Linked DNA regions of Homo sapiens: regions 1 and 3 are each linked to region 2. A link is a contact called in ENCODE Hi-C or POLR2A ChIA-PET data. All regions are on one chromosome and are shown on one strand. The core of a region is the stretch at or near the end of the contact, and the rest is flanking DNA. Distances in the headings are between cores, read along the strand shown.

Evidence for each region. Hi-C counts contacts between places; a loop is a spot of excess contacts on that map. ChIA-PET counts read pairs that join two places held with the same protein, here RNA polymerase II (POLR2A). Pooled maps may share reads with other maps.
Region 1: a loop to region 2 is called in a pooled map, with 12 times the contacts of the local background. The contact joins the promoter of HNF1B here to the promoter of TADA2A in region 2. A Hi-C loop is called at or near these places in 4 of 37 single-sample maps with no recorded cell type and 3 of 50 pooled maps. POLR2A ChIA-PET finds 5 or more read pairs at or near these places in 2 of 52 experiments (Caco-2 and activated CD4-positive, alpha-beta T cell).
Region 3: a loop to region 2 is called in a pooled map, with 3 times the contacts of the local background. The contact joins the enhancer-like site here to the promoter of TADA2A in region 2. A Hi-C loop is called at or near these places in 2 of 37 single-sample maps with no recorded cell type and 5 of 50 pooled maps.

What each region holds. Positions count from the first base shown.
Region 1 is chr17:37,743,666-37,746,365 of GRCh38, reverse strand. It overlaps HNF1B (HNF1 homeobox B), which reads left to right and starts at 1,307. Exons shown (of 9, transcript NM_000458.4): 1 at 1,307-1,825. The coding sequence starts at 1,482.
Region 2 is chr17:37,405,459-37,408,167 of GRCh38, reverse strand. TADA2A (transcriptional adaptor 2A) reads right to left here and starts at 1,282. Exons shown (of 16, transcript NM_001166105.3): 1 at 1,219-1,282. It overlaps ACACA (acetyl-CoA carboxylase alpha), which reads left to right and starts at 1,332. Exons shown (of 56, transcript NM_198834.3): 1 at 1,332-1,906. The coding sequence starts at 1,869. RefSeq lists an enhancer at 1-150.
Region 3 is chr17:37,819,152-37,821,851 of GRCh38, reverse strand. No RefSeq gene overlaps it. Among named protein-coding and RNA genes, the nearest start is that of HNF1B, 75 kb to the right of the region's middle. Within about 2 kb of position 1,276, at least 5 of the 41 ENCODE cell types and tissues checked have a DNase peak (open chromatin) inside an H3K27ac peak, as active enhancers do.

The DNA.
Region 1 (2,700 bases), core at 58-2,557, 340 kb before region 2:
AAGCCCCTTTCCCTGTTCTTCTACAGGTCAGGTCCTAGCTTGCCGGTTTGGGCGCGCTTCCGCCGCCCTCCCCTCCTGCCCGTCACCAGGGGGGAAGCAGGTGAAACTCCAATAGTGCTGCAAGGCCTATGGCTTCCTACCTGGCCCAGGCCAGAGTGGGAAAAAAAACATCTTTCCCTCAGTAGCTCTGTCGACACCTTCTGTACTAGGAGTGCAAGACTTCTGCCACTGCTGCAGTGACCTCGTCTACAGAGCTCGTCCCCGGCCCAGGGAACCACAGATGTTCTGGAACTACGAATAAACCAGAAATGAGTGGGCCGGGGGGACCCTCGGCTGCAAGTGTCCACCCAGCTGCAGGTCAAGCTTTGCTTTCACTGCCTCACCATCCTAGTGCCTCACCATCCTAGTGCCTCACCATCCTAGTGCCTCACCATTCTGCCTCACCATCCTCCCCCAAGGCGGAGGCGCCTTGACATCCGGGTTTAAACAGGAGAGTGAGGAGCCCCAGGGGTCCAGCTCCCCAGTGGCGTGGCCAGGCTGGGCGCCGGTGCAGCCCAGCTGCTGGGGGAGCTTCACTTTGGCTACTCCCTCTACCCATAAAGTAGTCTCTTTCCAAGAGTTCTCCCGGACTCCTTCACCCTCGCCTACGCTCTCTGGCGGGCAGTTCTGCAAACCCAAACCGCCAGACCAGGCCAGGGAGGTTCTGGGGCCTGGAGGTAGTAACCGAGGTAGAAATAAATGGAGTCCCTCCAGGGCATGCTCACCACACCTAACGCTGCCTCACCTCCCCCGTGGCCTCGGCGCCCCTTCCTAAGTGGTCAGTTTCTCTTCCGCCCTGCGGGCTCTCCTGGCCCACCACCTGCGTCGGCCGGGACGCATCCAGGGTCTCTACTCTTCGCTTCCTCCTGCGTCCCCTTCTTCCACGAGCACCCCAGCTTCCTCTGGCTCTCACCTGAACCCCGAAGCGTAGTGTCTTCTCTCTGGACTAAAGCGGAACTGAGAACCGGTGGAAAAGCCCCGCGCCTAGGCTGCAAGGCACTGGCTTAACAAGTCCAAAGGTTAGGTGAAGTTTGGCTGATAAGCAGAACCAGTAAAAGAAGGTCTCTAGCCCCCCAGCGTGAGTACAATGGACCCTGGCAAAGCCCCGCTCCCGGCCCAGGTCTTCTGCTCTCCAGGTCTGCCCCTCCGGCTCTCCCTCTCTCCGGGTTTCCCCCTCCCCACCATCATTTGCATCCAGCCGAAAGCTGGGCCCTTCCCACTAATTTGCATATCTTATATGGCCTAATGGTGGCGATCATGGCAAGTTAGAAGTTTTCTGACTCCTTTCGGAGGAGCCTCCGGGACCCCGGGGAGTAACAGGTGTCTGGAGGCTGAAGGGTGGAGGGGTTCCTGGATTTGGGGTTTGCTTGTGAAACTCCCCTCCACCCTCCTCTCTCGCACCCACCCACCCCCTCACCCCCTTCTTTTTCCGTCCTTGGAAAATGGTGTCCAAGCTCACGTCGCTCCAGCAAGAACTCCTGAGCGCCCTGCTGAGCTCCGGGGTCACCAAGGAGGTGCTGGTTCAGGCCTTGGAGGAGTTGCTGCCATCCCCGAACTTCGGGGTGAAGCTGGAGACGCTGCCCCTGTCCCCTGGCAGCGGGGCCGAGCCCGACACCAAGCCGGTCTTCCATACTCTCACCAACGGCCACGCCAAGGGCCGCTTGTCCGGCGACGAGGGCTCCGAGGACGGCGACGACTATGACACACCTCCCATCCTCAAGGAGCTGCAGGCGCTCAACACCGAGGAGGCGGCGGAGCAGCGGGCGGAGGTGGACCGGATGCTCAGGTAGGCGCAGAGCGAGGTGGAGGGGACCCACCCGAACCCCTGGAGCCCCGGCCCCGGGCCTGAGTGACACTGCGCCCGACCACACTCGCCAAGCCCGTTTCCCACCAGAGAAGTCCCCCGGGGGGCGCTCTGCTTCTCTCCCAACACCCGGACCCTTCCCAATCCCTTAGCGGGACGACCCTGCGGCCCACCGGGCTTCTTCTCCCCAGGCCCAGGCCAGCGTCCGAGACCCAAGGGCTTTTCCCCGCGGGGCTGGGGCTGGGCCGGGGAGAACTGGAGCTGTGGAGCCCTTTGCCGGGAGGTTTGCCCACGCGACTGAAGGTGCGAGTGGGTGCAGTGAAACCGCTGCGACTTCCCGGGAGCAGAGCCTCGCGCCGCTGCAAGCCCCAGGCCGCGCATTTTTCCTGCGCCCTGCCTCGGGTCTGGAAAGCCGCATGTCGGCCTCGGACACATTGACCTGCATGATGACCTGCAGTTCTTTGCCGAAGGACAGGCGGCATCCGGAGCCGGGATCTGGGAGGCGAGTTCCCTGGTGGGCACTCTTGTTAGCCGCGCCCATGCAAGGCCCGGAATTATCCGGGATCCCCAACGCGGGTTTAGATTTGCAAAGGGCATGTTCCATGCAGGGTCCGGGTGGACACGCGCGGGGCCAAAGAAACCAAGCGCGGTGGTGTGGGGGCGAACGCGTCTCAGACCTCAGTTCGCAGAGGATCTGGTCTCAGTCTGAGAAAGGAGGGCGTTTCCAGACCTCGCTGCCCACCCCCGGCCTCTCCCCGGGAGTTCAGGCCGGCTGGCAGTGTATCCCCAGGGCCGGGATCGTTTGTGGGTCCTCCCCGACCGCCCTAGACTTTGACAGCTGGTTACTAATTATCTAA
Region 2 (2,709 bases), core at 33-2,532:
CGCCTGTAATCTCAGCACTTTGGGAGTCCCAGGTGGGCAGATAACCTGAGGTCAGGAGTTCGAGATCAACCTGGCCAACACAGCGAAACCCCATCTCTACTAAAAATACAAAAAATAGCCAGGTGTGGTGGCGGGCGCCTGTAATCCCAGGTACTCGGGAGGCTGAGGCAGGAGAATCGCTTGAACCTGGGAGGCAGAAGTTGCAGTGTGTTGAGATGGCGCCATTGCACTCCAGCCTGGGCGAAAGAAACGCCATCTCAAAAAATAAAAAAATAGTAGGGCCGGGCGTGGTGGCTCACGCCTGTAATCCCAGCACTTTGGGAGGCCGAGGCGGAAGGATCACTTGAGGTCAGGAGTTCGAGACCAGCCTGGCCAACATGGTGAAACCCCACCTCTGCTGAAAATACAAATATTAGCTGGGCGTGGTGGCCCACGCCTCAGGCACGAGAATCGCTTGAGCCTGGGAGGCGGAGATTGCAGTGAGCCGCGATCGTGCCACTGCACTGCAGTACAGCCTAGGAGAAAAAAAAAAAAAGGCAAAAAAGCACAATATTGCAGTCTGCAGAATCTTCTTTCTCCCCCTTTCACAAGAGACCACATTCTGACACCAACTTCCGTGGAAACACTGGCGCTAGCTCCAAACTAACAATCGCCAAATTCGAATCAGTTACCGGGAGAAGGAAGTGAGGCACTTCGCCGGGCAGGAGTCCACGTTGGGAGGAGGAAAGGCGCAGGCTCCCGAGTTGTGGAGCCAACGTTCAAATCCTTACGGGGTGGGACCGGCCTGGGCCAGTCATTTTACCTGCGCCTCAGCTCTAACAGGGTACTGAAATACCTACTTTGGGGGGCCTGCTAGGAAATTCAAATGGGCAACGCTGGTCAGGGGCATCTGGCACAGTGGCCATTCTTGGTAGAGCTACGCGCTCCAGGGCTGAGCGGGAAATGGCGAGGCCGGGGCACTGGGGCACCGCCCAGACGCGGGGCGGGCCCCCGGGGTCAGGCCCGGCCCCACACCGCCCTCCCCCACAGAGCGGCGAGGCCCGCCGCTGCCCGCCCGCCGGCCCGCCAGCCTGCCGCGTCAAGCCCGCCGCCGGGGCCCGCAGCCCGCGACTCCTCCCCCGCCGCACCTCGTGGCCCCCGCTTCTCCCTAGTCCCGCTAGAGGGGCTCGCGCTCCGCCACCCGCCCGCCCGCCCGCCCAGCGCTGCCTGGCGCCTCACCTCGCCGAGACCCCCTAATCCGCGCCAAAGAGCCGCCGGTCGCGCGCGCCTCCGGGCTTTGCGTGCGCGCCCCCGGGCGGCGCAGTGGCGAGCGCGCCGCGTGCCGCGCGCCCGCCGCCTCCGCCCCTCGGCCGTGGAGGCCCCCGCCGGGTGCTGAGCGCCCGCCACCGCCCTCTTGGCCTTTTCCCGGTCCCCGCCGCGCGCCTGCTGCTGTCCCCGTGCCCGAGGACTGGGAGGATGGGGCTGAGCCGCTTGCCTGACTTTTGATCCGACCAGTAATCACTTTGCCCGTGTGGCGCGTGGCCCGTTGCCTGAGGCTTCCTGGCGCGTGGGGCTGTTTGGTCCCCTCCGGAGTGCGGTGAGGCGGGCCGAGCCGGGACTGCCTGGGTTTGGGGATAACGTTCCCATCTCCACCCCTGTTGCAGCAAGGGAAATTGAGGCTGAGGGAACTGGGCCCAGGGACGGCGAGCCGTGGCGCCTCTCCAGTCCGGGCCCCGAAGGGCTGCTCGTGGATGAACCAGACTGATTTTAAGGGGTGAAGAGGGTGCGTTTCAATCAGATGCTCCTGGAACGTCGAAATTGTCTTCTTTGGAAAGAACCATCCCCTCTTTGGGCTTCAGAGGCCCAAATTGAGGCGCAATGATGAGAGGATGTGGTGGTCTACTCTGATGTCAATCTTGAGGGCTAGGTATGTCCCAAGATCTCTTATTACTGCTGTTAATGATGATTCTAATAGCTACCATTTGTCGAGTACTTATTGCATGCCAGACATTGCACAAAGCAGGTTACACATACGGTCTCATTTAAAACTTGTGAGGTAGGCACCTGTTGTTATCCCTATTTTCCAGGTGAAGAAATCTAGGCACTGACATAAATAACTTGGGATCACACTGCTAGGAAGTACTGGGGAAGGGAATTCAAACCATGGTTTATCTGAACTATATAACTGTTACATCTATTTAGAAGTCTGCCTTTGATAAATTTGCCCAACCTTTTTTTAGAATTCACTTACACTTTATGCCTGTGTGAACCCTTTCATTCTTTTTTGGTATATGCATAATACAAGTTCATTCCAAAAAAAAAAAAAAAAAAAAGCCCTGCCGGGCGCGGTGGCTCACGCCTGTAATTCCAGCACTTTGGCAGGCCGAGGCGGGCGGATCACAGGGTCTGGAGTTCTAGACCAGCCTGACCAACATGGTGAAATCCCGTCTCTACTAAAAATACAAAAAATTACGCGGGTGTGGTGGCAGGCACCTGTAATCCCAGCTACTCCGGAGGCTGAGGCAGTAGAATCGCTTGAACCCTGGGGGCAGAGGTTACAATGAGCCAAGATCTTGCCATTCCACTCCAGCCTGGGCAACGAGAGCGAAACTCTGTCTCAAAAAGAAAAGAAAAGGAAAGAAAAACCACCTCCCACCAGGTTAAATAAATAATTAACATTTTGGTATGTACCCTTCCAGACATTTTCCTATGCATCACATCAATAAATAT
Region 3 (2,700 bases), core at 27-2,526, 410 kb before region 2:
TTATGGCATGTAAATTACATAATAAAGTTTAAAATAAAATAAATGAAAATTTGCAAAACTCAATACAACCCGATCTGTACCTTCAAGGAGCTCACAGTGTACTGGGGGCACCATTTCGGTCCAGGTGACTATAAGCCTCTCCCCTTGTCTGTAAACTCTATGGGGGTAGGAGCCATAAGTGTCTTGTTCATTCTTGTGCCCAGCACCTGGTAGGATCTCAGTAAGCACTCACTGAATGAAGGAGTCAGTATGTGAAGTCTTGAGACAAGTATATGTACAGGAGCTCTGGGGCCACAGAGGAGAGGCTAACTGTATTTATTTATTTATTTATTTACTTATTTATTTATTTAGTTTTGAGACAGAATCTTGCCCTGATGCCCAACCTGGAGTGCAGTGGTGCCTTCATAGCTTACTGCAGCCTCAAACTCAAGCATCCGCAGCAGTGGGGACTACAGACATGCACCACCGCGCCCAGTCTTTTTTATTTTTGTAGAGATGAGATCTCTCTATGCTGCCCAGGCTGGTCTCGAACTCTCAGCCTCAAGCAATCCTCCCACCTTGGCCTCCCAAAGTGCTTGGATTACAGGTGTGAGCCACTGCACTTGGCCAGAGAGGCTAACTTTCTAAGGCATTCAGAAAAACCACAGGCTCTGATGTGGACAAGATTTAACAAATCATGACACCATAAAGATTTTGAAAACTCTCCCTAGTGACTAATCCAGGCAGTTCCAAGTCCCCAGGCAAAGCCCTGAAAAGGTGGCTGCTTCTAGCCCACTGCCCATTCCCTGTGCTCGGCAACCACTTTCTCTTGAATACCCACAAACTCCTTGGGGAAATGTGGTCTACCCTATCCCAAGAACTCATAGTCTAGAGAAAGGGATGAATCTGCACACCCCCTAACACCCTACCTCTGCTGCTGCAGTATGCTGAGAAGGAGAGCAAAGGGATGTGCCCCAGGGCCATGACTAGCAGGTCACAGCCCTGGAGCAGCTTTGGTGACATCATATCAGTATGAGGGGCCTTGAAGCACAAAGGAATGAATTTATTCTGAAATACAGTTTCTGGGTTGGTCCATCTCCACTATTCCTCCTACAAATGGTTGTGTGTTTTCTTCTTCCTCCTTTCAAGCGGGAGTGCTTCATAGGTCCTTAGATCTAGCCTTTAAGGTCATCAAGTCCCCAGTAAGACCCCCAGGTGACCTGACTACTCAAAGCTAAGTGCTACTAAACAAAAAAAAAAATGAAAACTGCTTTTTGACTTCCTGAGCCACCCAGAAGGAAGTGAATATTTTTTTAATCTAGTTTCAAGTACCTAAAAATACTGGGCAGCTCTGGCTGGAAACTGTCACAGATACAGAAAGGACTCAGCAGAGAGCTCTTGATCACAAAAGTGAGCTTAGCGGGGGAAAGAAATCTACCCAACTAAGCACTGCAGTCTTGGCAGATCAGAAGTGGAAACGCAAAGGACTTGTAGGCGCACAAGGCTGGATGTAGTAACAGCCCAGCTATGTCAGCTTAGGAAGGTAAACTCTGAGCCTCATGTGTAACAAGAGGATATAGTGCCCACCTCACTGTGTCATTTTTAGATTACAAAGATTATGGGTGTCAAAGCATCCTGATTAAGGTCTGGCAAATAAGAGACAGTAAACTGCAGGACTTGTTTTTCATTGTTGCTGTTACTATTATAATTATACCTTGTAAATTTGGAAAGTATTTGGAAATAAATTTTTCATCAAAAAACTGTCTCTAATCCTCCAGTGTATTCTAAAACCTATTCAAAGAACAAATTGAGCCCTGGATCTTTATCCTGGACTAAATTGCAAATAGCGTTTCTATGCCGTTTTGTAATGAGTACGTTGTGATAAAATCACAGAACATCAGACACCGGATTTTAGACATCCACTCCCCTGCCTTTCAGCCTTGTCTGTAAAACAAAACAAAATACAACAAAGCACCAATGAGCCGCAGTGGATAGGCTGAGAAGGAGATTTTGGCCCTAAAATGTCTCAAACTTCACGTGAAATCTGATTTCAATCTTTATTTCTTATTAAAATGTCAGCTTTGCAGGAATGCACTACTTTAACACCTGATAGAAGTAGAAACTCACATGGTTTCAACAGAAGAAGGAGGAAGAGGGGGAAGGAGGGAGAGGGAGAATAAGTGGTAGCAATAGCAACTGCTCTGCACCAAATAGCTCTGATCTTGGCTAGCTACTAACTTTTGAATTTCTCTGGAAAATCAAGGGCGATGCATTACACATAGGAGTTCTAGGAACCAGGTTTACCAAGTTTGATTTACCTAACTCATCAATTAGCACATGCTTCCCCACAACCCCGCTCCCCCAACCCCACCACCACCAGTGACCAAACACTATTTGGAGGTTGTCTTCTCCTTGTCTGCCTTCTAAATCCTGCCCACCCTTTAGGGTCCAATCCCCATTCCCATGAAGTCTCCAGAAATGATTCACCATTCTTTTGCTTTGATGAACTCAGACTGACAGAAACTTAAGGTTGAAGTGGACAGTGGAGTTTCTTACCCACCCTCAAATACTGCAAAATTCCCGAGCCATCACCACCTGTGCTGAAATATCTCTGGTAACAGAGAATGCATCGCTGAACGTGGCATTCGTAGGTTCTGTTGCTGACTGCTAGAAACAGCAGAACCAAACTCAGTTTCCCTGCTACTTCCATTCATAGAGCCC